Linked DNA regions of Mus musculus: region 1 is linked to region 2. The links are chromatin loops, found by intact Hi-C in ENCODE. Cell type or tissue: heart. All regions are shown on one strand. Each heading gives the region's core, and the rest is flanking DNA. Links, peaks and the distances in the headings are about the cores only.

What was found. Hi-C counts contacts between places; a loop is a spot of excess contacts. Peaks named below come from ENCODE experiments on the same cell type or tissue, not always from the same donor. Only the 100,000 strongest peaks of a DNase experiment are listed, where the experiment ranks them.
Region 1: it touches region 2 in a loop (2.8-fold over the local background); 3 of 42 quality-filtered maps call a loop at or near these places.

The regions. Positions count from the first base shown.
Region 1 is chr2:121,993,276-121,998,665 of GRCm38, forward strand. It overlaps Ctdspl2 (CTD (carboxy-terminal domain, RNA polymerase II, polypeptide A) small phosphatase like 2), which reads left to right. Exons shown (of 13, transcript NM_212450.4): 8 at 71-157. Among named protein-coding and RNA genes, the nearest start is that of Eif3j1, 33 kb to the right of the region's middle. In heart, for the core only: a CTCF peak has its summit at 2,679 (motif pointing left); no DNase peak of the experiment used is centred there.
Region 2 is chr2:121,839,351-121,844,740 of GRCm38, forward strand. No RefSeq gene overlaps it. Among named protein-coding and RNA genes, the nearest start is that of Golm2, 25 kb to the right of the region's middle. In heart, for the core only: a CTCF peak has its summit at 2,285; no DNase peak of the experiment used is centred there.

The DNA of each region.
Region 1 (5,390 bases), core at 147-5,146, 150 kb after region 2:
AGAGTAATGAATACTTCATCAAACTGTTGTTTGAAGTTTCTGTTAATGTTTTGTTTTTCTCTGTTTTAAGGATGAGACACTAGTGCACTGCAGTCTGAATGAGCTAGAAGATGCAGCGCTCACTTTTCCAGTCCTTTTCCAAGATGTCATTTATCAGGTAATTTTAAGCCTAATTTTTAAACCATTAGGTAACATTCTGAGTGAAGAAAATTTTTTTTGTGATGTTCAGTGTGTCTTTCTGTAGATTTACTAGTAGTTTTATCAGTATTTTAATGGTTTATTAACACAAAGTAGTAGCATTATGCTAGATAGTTAATGTGAAACATTAATTTATAATTAAAAAACACTAACTTTTCTGATTTGTGATCTCTACTAGTTTCATAATCTTTGCCAGCAGGTGGAGGCAAGGAACACTGATACAGATCCCCAAGAACAACTTGCCACGTTAAGACTGGGATTTTGTCTTTATTTTTCCCCATAAATCCAATTAATAATAATAATGAAATATTCATTCCTTGTTGGTCATTTTTACTTACTACAGTAATGTTATCTGTAAAATTACAGTTCAATATATCTAATTTATATTAATAAGAGAATTCAAGGAATCCTGTAGTTGCTGCTTTATTATTAGGTACAAGCATTTTTCTCATCTTTGGTGGACAGGTTACAGTGCAAAATATAAATATTGTTAAGATTTTACTGTGGATTATCTGTTGGCCATACTTTTATTAGAATTTTTATTAGAGGATTGGCTTAATTAAGAAATGACTATACAGCCAGGCGTGGTGGCGCACGCCTTTAATCCCAGCACTTGGGAGGCGGAGGCAGATGAATTTGAGTTTAAGGCCAGCCTGGTCTACAGAGTAAGTTGCAGGACAGCTAGGGCTACACAGAGAAACACTGTCTTGAAAAAACAACAACAACAAAAAAAAAAAAAAAAAGAAAAGAAAGAAATGACTGTACTTTTAAGAACTGCAGAATCCAGTTGGGCGTGGTGGGGCACGCCTTTAATCCCAGCACTCGGGAAGCAGAGGCAGGCGGATTTCTATGTTCGAGGCCAGCCTGGTCTACAGAGTGAGTTCCAGGACAGCCAGGGCTATACAGAGAAACCCTGTCTCAAAAAACCAAAACAAAACAAAAACAAGCAAACAAAAAAGAACTGCAGAATCCTTTTGTGTGTTTGCATTTGTTAACATACGCATAACATTTACATACACAAGCTGCTTAAAGATTGGGAAAAGTCAGTAATTTCTTGTCATGAGGAAGCCACCTCAGGCTTAATAAAGCTGCAGCATTTGCTATGTGAGTAATGACCAGGTCCCTGGTTTGTATGTGCTCTTGGTGGGCAAGTACAAAGTGGTTATGATTTTTTTTTTTAGCATTTTTGGTTTTTTGGTTTTTGGAGGATTTTTGGGGTAGATTTCAGTTGTTGTCTTGTAGGAATTATAAGATTTTAGAGTTAAATAGATGTTTCAGGGCTACTTTGCCAAATGCTTTAAGTAGTCATAAATCATGAGGATTTAATTTACCTGGATCTTCATTCTAATTTAATCTAGACGGGCATTATAATATCTGAATAGTATATTCCTCTCCTTTTAAAGTGATACTAGTCCTGATACATTATTAGGGGAAGAGATACATAAAATAATGGATTTTAAGATTTTCTTATTTTGAATTGTTGTTTGGTTTAAGGCTTTTTCTGAATGAGCTGTTCCCTGCCAGATAGAGTGCTCATCTTTAATCCACTTAAGGGACAGGAGTCTTAAGGCCAATATAAGTAATGCAGCAATAACTTAGTGCTCTGTTTTCCATGCAGTAGCATTGTTGTTTATTCTTTGTAGTTTGGTTTTTATTCATTTATTTTGAATGACTTTGAAAACTTGTTTAAGGCCTTTGTATTTCAAAGGGAAAGCTTATTTGAGAATTCTTAAGTTTCTCAATTTGAAATTTATCTCTTACAAATGGCTTCTAGGTTGTTCTGTGTGTGGTTTTGTTGGTGGTGGTAGTGGTTTTAGTTTTGGGTTTTTTTTTTGTTTTTTGTTTTTTTTTGTTATTTTTGTTTTTTTTGCTTTTTTATGTGTTTTTTTTTTTTTTTTTTGAGTAGTGAAATAAATATGGGAAATGGATTCATTTGGCTCCTTTCAGTATGGATATGCTATATTGAAATTTTTCTTATTGCTTCCAACATTTCTGCATTTTCTTTTTAAAAGTTGGTATTACGTGTGGACCTGGATAATTGTATTTGTTTGGAAAAAAAAACAGTACATATTAACTAAAGGCTTAGAAAGCTATACAGTATATTATACCTACTTTTATAGAATTCCAAAAACTACTTTTTCACATATTTGAGTTGCACTTTCTGAAAGTGAACAGAAAGTAACACAACTATCTAAATAGCAATGAGCTTGATGTTGAGTTTTAGAAGCTATAGAGATGATTGCAGTTTTATTTACTTTATGAAGGACATAATTCCCTCAACTAAATTTTTAAAGATTGTCCATATTAATATCGAGTAACTTCCTTGGATTTGTGGTTTTGCCATAGCTTTTTAAAAATGGAGAGTCCTTTGGTTTAGGACTTCCCCCCAGTTTTTTCAGACCAGCAAGCTCCCTTTAAACAGGGAATGATGTTTTTTAAACTTTCAGTGGTGTTGTCTCCATCTACTGGCAAAGAAGAATATACACAAGGGTCTGGGATGAGCTAAGAGATTTTGGAGAAACCACATTATTAGGTAAGATGTAACTTACATATCTAACCACTGTAATGTAACATGGCTCACTTAAAGGTAGAAACCCATAAAATACTGCATATACTCTTATTTTAAAATAATTTGTTGAGGTGAAATTTACATAGCACATTCATGGTACCTGCCTATATGTTCTTAAATATATCTGTTCTATAGCATCCCATTCTTGTGTGTATCTGTGTGTGCATGTGTGTGTCTGTATGAGTCTCTGATGCATGTGCGTGTCTATGTGTGTTTGTTTAAAAATTAGCTTCTTGTTGTGAATCAGGCAAGATAAATATCTTTTTTTAGGATTTACTTTTAGTTTGTGTTCAGCTTGTAAAGGTTCATCTATATCTAATTTCAGTTCTACCTTTTATTTTTCTTCCACTTCAAACCAGTTTCAAGTTATAAATTATCTAAATCAGGAGTTTTAGATTTTATGGCTATTGTTGCAACCACTTTTTCTGCTGTTCCAAACCCGAAATGAACCATGCAAGAAAAGGAGATGAGCAGAAGTGGTGGCCTACACCTGTAATCCAGTACTGCAATCCCAGTACAGGGGAGGCTGTGGTAGGAAAATCATTGGTTTGAGGCCAGCCTGGGCTATATATATTACAAGTTCCAGGCCAGAGTGGGCTACATAGTGAGACCCTGTCTCAAAAAGTATTCAAAAATATGGTTGTGTTCCAATAATACTTAATATTCTAAAAAGTACGTGGTAGTCTATAATTGGCTAACAGGCCCTAATTTGCTGACCTATGATCTAATAATTATGAGAATATATACTGTAAATTTATAAAATTGCATTCTTAGGGGTAGTAATCCAATACTCATTGGAATTCTTATTTTTATAATGAAAATTTGATAAAGATCTGATAATAGACTTTCTTAAGATTAAGGGAATTTTCAGGTAGCTACTATACTTATAGATCACCATACTTTGTAATATGTGCTCTTCTTATTTTGGTGAATAGAAATAAGTTTAGGTAATACCACCCTTAGAATTTTCAGACAGATAAATTGTTCAAGTCTAAATTTAGTATTTACATGTCCACTTCTTATGGAGAAAGAATAAAAGACCCTTCTCAAAGGTGACTAGTTACTCTGATGCTAGATGAGATAGACAGACTTGCTTGTGTATATAAGAAATATGAAAGAACTGACTTGAAAGTGAGTATTACACTCACAAAAGGTACAGATTATTTGAACTGCTGTACTATTTAATAAATACACACTTTTCCTAAAAATTGTTTCATAGTGATTGAGAAAAGATTTGTTCATAAAATTGTACAGATGCATTTTATTTGGAAAAACAGGTGCATGATCACTCCAATGCACGTTTAAACTTGTAGTTAGTTTAATATTGACACATTGTCAGGAAATCCATCTCATGGTGTTACTCAGTTAAGAGGTCTCCACTGTATTTAGTTTCTGTTCCTGCAGATCCACCAATTCAAGACTCTAGGTCATCTCACTCCCTCTTCCATCCAGAAGATGACTGCTATCCACAAGCAGAACTGAATCAAAAGACATTTTTCACTTAGCTCTTGAGCTGAAACACCTCCTCAATGACCTTCCTCTGTCTCCATCAAGAACTGGAGCTCAGTTTTTTGAAGATGTAATAGAGCTACTCAGCCCAAATGTGGCTGATTGAAGACAAAGAAGATACCTCATATGTCTCACCACAGTGCATCAAACGCAACTGTGTTGTCCATCTCCTCATTCTGTACAGTAAGGCAGGGGCATCTGATTTTTTGACCGTATTCACCATTAAGACTTTAGCCAGTGAGTGGCTTTCTGAGGATCAGTAAAATCAACAAACTTTGGGTCAGCTGTCCAGAAATCAGACTATGGTAAGCACTCAAGGAGCTAGGATGCTGTAGGGAGCTTGTAAAGGATGCTTTCTTTTATTGGTAGAGGTTGCTTTTATGGGGAAAGCTGGGGGGAAGAGGCCAGTGGAGAGCCCAATGATTAGCAAAGTTTAGCTTCTTCTTTGTTTTCTTGGAAATCATATAGCTCAGGATATTTTTCACACCACAAAAAGAGAATTAGAAGTATTATGGCTTCTAACTCTTCCTAGAAAAACCAGCTTTACTTTTGCTACATGAAGAGAAAAATATATATAAGTGAAAAATTCTTTTGTAAATACCAGACTACATTTTCTCTTTTATAAATTCTGACTTTATAATTATTTTGTTGCTGAGTTTTATAAACTTAATTTTATTGTCTATATATATGTTTGTACATAATTATGCCTTGTATATAGTATTTGGGATTATAACTTTAATACTGATGTCACTTTTAATTAGAGAACAGTATTTGAATAGTAACTTACTGTACAAAGTATTAAAAACAATACCTCAGGGGGTTGGGGATTTAGCTCAGTGGTAAAGTGCTTGCCTAGCAAGCCCAAGGCCCTGGGTTCGGTCCTCAGCTCCGGAAAAAAGAAGAAAAAAAAAAAAAAAAGAAAAAAGAAAAAAAAAAAAAAAGAAAAAAAAAACAATACCTCAGAATAATTTTAAACTTTCCCATCCTTTGCAGTAAGTAATCATTGGCACTATGTTTTCATTATAATTATTAGTAATATTTAGATTTTAAAATGATATAAATTAAACATATAATTCTCTCCTTATCAAAAATTAGAAAATATATTTCATTTGGG
Region 2 (5,390 bases), core at 111-5,110:
TATTCTCACCTGGCAGGATTAGCAGAGCCTGGGAGAGAGTAGCGCTGAGAGTAATACCCAATGTCGAGAGCTCGCTCATTCAAGAGGTTTCAAAGAAGAGCAGATACTCCATCAACAAGAGCCTAGAAGACAGACATGTGATATTTTAGTAAAGGATGTCATTGCATCTGCCTACGCCCTAAAGACTTGCTTGAGAATAAAATTTTAAAGTAATGGACTAATTTCTTTAGTGAAGGAAAGTTCAGAACAGCCTGTAGTGGCTTGAGTAAGAAATGTCCCTGCTCCTGTAGGCTTATATATTTGAATACTCATGGCACTGTTTAGGACAGTTCTGGGTAGGCATAGCCTTACTGAAGGAAGTATGTTACTGGTGGTGAGGAGGGTTGAAAGCCCATACATAGCCTTGCTCCACTTCTAATTTATTCTCTCTGCTCCCTATGTGTTGGTGGAAATAATAATCTCTCAGCTTTCTGCTCCAGCTCTCTGCTGCCGTGCCTCCCTGGCCATTATGGACTCTTCTCAGGAACCCGAAGCTCCAATAGATTCTCATTCTATAACCTACTACTGGTCATGGTGTCTAATTACAGTAACAGAATAGTAATTGATACAGAGGTTGGTACTAGGCAGGGCCTGGGTTGAGGGTGTTGCTGTGAAGACTCCAACCAGTCGGGTGTTGGTTTGTTTTGGAAGAATGTGGAAAGTTTGGACTAGAAAAGTGCTTGGATGTTGTAAGCAGGATTTAAAGAGCCGTTCTAGTAGAAACCTGGAAGACAGTAATGCTGATAGCAATGCAGACTGTGGAAGTCTGACTCAAGAAGTTTCAGAAGGGAACAATACTATCCATTGGGCTAGAGACCGTGATATTTTGACAAGGTCTCTAGCAGCCTTCTGCCCATGTCCCAAAAACATGCCTGCAGCTAAATTTAAAAGTAAAGGCACAGTTTCTTTGGTGGAAGAGATTTGGTGGCACACGCCTTTAATCCCAGCACTTGGGAGGCAGAGGCAGGCAGATTTCTGAGTTCGAGGCCAGCCTGGTCTACAAAGTGAGTTACAGGACAGCCAGGGCTATACAGAGAAACCCTGTCTCAAAAAACAAAAAACAAAACAAACAAAAAAAATTGAATCTATGATGTGGTTATTAAGAATAATGATTATGTAGGTCTACAGTGAAAAAGAGCAACTGGAGAATAAAGAAATACAAAATGTATAGTTTGGAGAGACGAGTACTAGGAAGCCTAATGTTGTGGTCAAGATGTGTGTTGATTGGCTGTAGGTGTTAATGAGATTTGTGTGATTAAAGAGACCTCCTTCTCTTCACTGGATCAAAGGGAAGGGTGCCTCCAAGACAAGACCCCACCCAGCTAAGATGGCCTAAGGATTTCCCTGTTTCTAGAAATCAACAGCATGCAAAAGTTGCTGTTCATATGATCCAAGGGGGCAAGGGTCCATCCTAAACTAACAACCAAACTCAGCAGTATCATCCACATAGAACTGGCTTTAGGAACATGAAAGGTTCATGCACTAGGGCTGACTTACTGCAAAAAAAAAAAAAAAAAAAGTCCTGAGAAATCAACGTATAAAGACGTAAAGATAACGCCTGGGTTGTGGCAGAGATGTCAGAAATGTTAGAGCAGTGAGACATCATAGTGGAGAGCGTCACACGGTGGGGGGGGGGCAGGAGGGGGGAGCAGGAGGGGGAGGAGAGGGGGAGTAGAAATACCACACACAACAAAGCTGGAGGGTGGCCCAGATACCGGGCACAGAACAACAGGATTTGAACATTTCCCTGCTGGGTTTTCATCTTGCTTTGATCCAACCTTTTGTCACTGTGTCCCCATTCTTCCACTTAAAAATGGAAATGTATATCCTGTGACATTATACACTGGCAACATATAACCATATAATTTATATTTTGATTTTATAGGGGGTCATAGTTAAGAGATTGTCTTGAGTTTCAGATGAAATTTTAGATTTGTGAACAGTGTTGAAACTGTTAAAAACTATGGGGACTTTTGAAATTGGACTAAATGCACTTATATCAGGAGAGGACCATGAGCCTAAGGAACCAGGGGTCCAAATGTAGTGTTTGAATAAGAAATGTCGGCCGGGCGGTGGTAGCGCATGCCTTTAATCCCAACACTTGAGAGGCAGAGACAAGAGGATTTCTGAGTTAGAGGCCAGCCTGGTCTACAAAGTGAGTGCCAGGATAGCCAAAACAAACAAAAACCAAAAAAACCAACAAACAAAAAAGAAATGTCCCTCATATCTTATATATTTGAACAGTTGGTCTCCACTAAGTGGTGCTGTTTAGCAAGGTTATGGAACCTTTAGGAAGTACAGTCTTGCTCAAAGAAATATTGTTAATCTCACCAAGTAAGAATAAGACCACTACCACAATTTTTAAGCCAAATTTGAGGCAAGATTTATTAAATTGTCCTGGCTAGGACAGTGGACACTGCCAAGGTCCATACTTGGGATTCCCAGAGAATGGTCCTGAATTACATTAGTCCAGTGCTTATAGAGGCAAAATCCACAAGGCTACTTTCGTACTTCCCACCTTTGTCCAATGAGGGCAAATACACACCTTGAGATACTTCCTGCCTATGTATCTCCCATCTATGTGTGATCAAGCACACCCTGTGCAATTGGGCAACCAACCGTGTTTACCAAAGGGAAAACATGTGGCTTGTTATCTTACATGAGCAACATGCCCCAGCATTCCAAAAAGTTATATGTCCTATAGGTTAGAATCATTTTTGCTTTTACAGATCTCTTAAACACAGTATTTTCAACTTAAAACATAATTTTAGCCACCCAGTACATCGCTGGGAGTTTATAACTTTGCTCTACTTCCTGCTTGTTCTCTTTGCTTCCTGAATATGTGTGCAATGTGATCAGCAAGCTACCTACTTTTACCATCATGCTTTCCTGCTTCGATGTCTTCCCCACTATTAAAGACTCCGAAAATATAAGCTAAAATAAACCTTCCTCCTATAAACTGTCATGGTTTTTTATCATAGCAACAGAAAAGCAACAGACACTTAACTCCTCTTCTGCTAAAAGCTTATCTAGTCTTCATTGGCTCCCTGATATAAGTGTTGTTATCACTTTCAGGAGACTAAGGAGACTGTGAGTGCTTGGATAAGTTTCCCTAAGCTTTAAAAACAAAACAACAAAAAGCAAGGAACCAGAAAATAAATGCCATTGGCTATGCTTTTCTCTCTCCCTCTCTCCAGTATATTCGTCATGCTTTGACCTTTCAGGGTAATTGTGGAAAATAGTAGTGCTTGCATAATAAAATAAGGAAAGAAAAAAGTCAAAATATCAACTAAATAACCAATAAACATTTAGCTAGAAACCTCCACGATGAGAAGAGAGAGAAAGGGAGAGGATGAAGGGAGGAAGAAAAAGGGAGAAAGAAAGAGAAATGAATAAACACATCAGAAGAAGTCAGAGGTCATGTTGGGGGTGTCTAAGCTTTATAATCCTGCTGTTTATTAGGAAAATAGCAGGCAGGGCTGGAGAGATGGCTCAGTGGTTTAGAGCACTGACTGCTCTTCCAGAGGTCCTAAATTCAAATCCCAGCAACCGCATGGTGGCTCACAACCATCTGTAATGAGATTGGATGCCCTCTTCTGGTGTGTCTGAAGACAGCTACACTGTACTTACATATAATAATAAATAAATTAAGAAAAAAACTTACTCTTAAAAAAAAAAGAAAAAAGTAAGAAAGAAAATAGCAGACAAACCAACAAAGGTCAGTGGAGTTACTTTCAGTTGGGTCTCACTGGATGAGAACTCCAACTTCCACTATTCTGTAGCAGAGTTGCCCAATTCTCTGTGTGTGTGTGTGTGTGTGTGTGTGTGTGTGTGTGTGTGTGTGTGTGTGTGTGTGAGAGAGAGAGAGAGAGAGAGAGAGAGAGAGAGAGAGAGAGAGAGAGAATGTGCACGTGCATGTGGGTATCCAGAGAGCCCAGAAGTGGGTGTCAGATTTCTTGTTAGTTCTGTTGGACTGTTGTGATCCCTCTGGGAAAGGGCTTTTCATGTTCACCCTGTGCTATAATTTCATAGAAAAAAATGTAAGCAGGAAACACACATATGTTTATTTACATTGACAGAACTGTGTAAAATCTCTCTCTGGGAAGTAAGCACCACCTCTGGCTGGTGTCTTTCCATGCCGAACATGGGATTCCTGGGCCAATTTAAATTCTTCGGGGTCCAATGTTTTTAACAGTTTCGTAGTCAAAAGGATGGGACACAGTGCCTGTCTTTAAACTATTGCTTTCTCTCCCAGAGGGCTTACAGTCAGAGGTCGGCCTAAAACAGCTCACAGTGAGGGAAGAGTTAATTATCTAATCCACAAATATGTGAGGATAGGATTATATCATAACCCAAGGATATAATAAATGTTTATGAGTTTATTCTGACATAAAAAGCAATTAAGTAAACAAATAAATGGAAGGGAAGGGGCAATTACTACTCACAGAAGAATCCTAATTAATAATATAGAACAAACCCAGCTTTTTAGGGCTGCTAGAGTCCTAGTAAGTTAATAACAATACCATGTTAACCAAACGATCATGGATAAAAATAATTAGAAATTAGACATGCCACTATCATGTTCCTTTAGTTGGAAACACTGAGAATGGAACACTACCTTTCTTTTTAGGTAAAATACCAAAAAAATCAAACAAAAATCTGTGATTTCAGTCTAATGAAAAAACAGATAAACCCAAACTGAAGTACATCTGCTGGTTTCCTAGTTACTGTAATTGAAGAGTGTCAAGACTGTGAAAGACAAACATGATGGAGAACTGTTAGAGATACAGGAGCATAAAGACGCAAGAAAACTAGCTGGGTGTGATACTTGAGGAACACAGGCTGGAGGTTCAAAGAAAGTTCAATGCCATTGCAGTCTACAGAACGAGTTCCAGCTCCAGGCTGTCAATCAACCACCTGTCTTAAGAACAACAAAAGGCAAAACAAAATAAAACAAATGAAACTCCCAGAAGCTGGAGAGATGGCTCAGCAGAAAGAACACTTGCTGCTCTATTGGAGGACCTAAATTTAGTTCCCAGAACCCACATCAGGTGGCTCACAACACCAGTGCCAGAGATCTGGTCTCCTCAGCCACCCCCACACACATAAAACACACTCATATATACAGACACATAAATAAAAATAAATCTTTAAATCCAAAGGGTCAGTGAGATGGCTTAGTGGGTAAAGGCACTTGCTGCCAAGCTTGATGACCTGAGTTCAATCCCCAGAGTCTACATGGCAGAAATGGGAGAACTATGTCTGTGAGTTGTCCTCTGATATCTGTGGCATGCACATCTCCCCAAATTGATTAATTATGTGTAAAACAAAATAGAAGAAACGTGAAGACC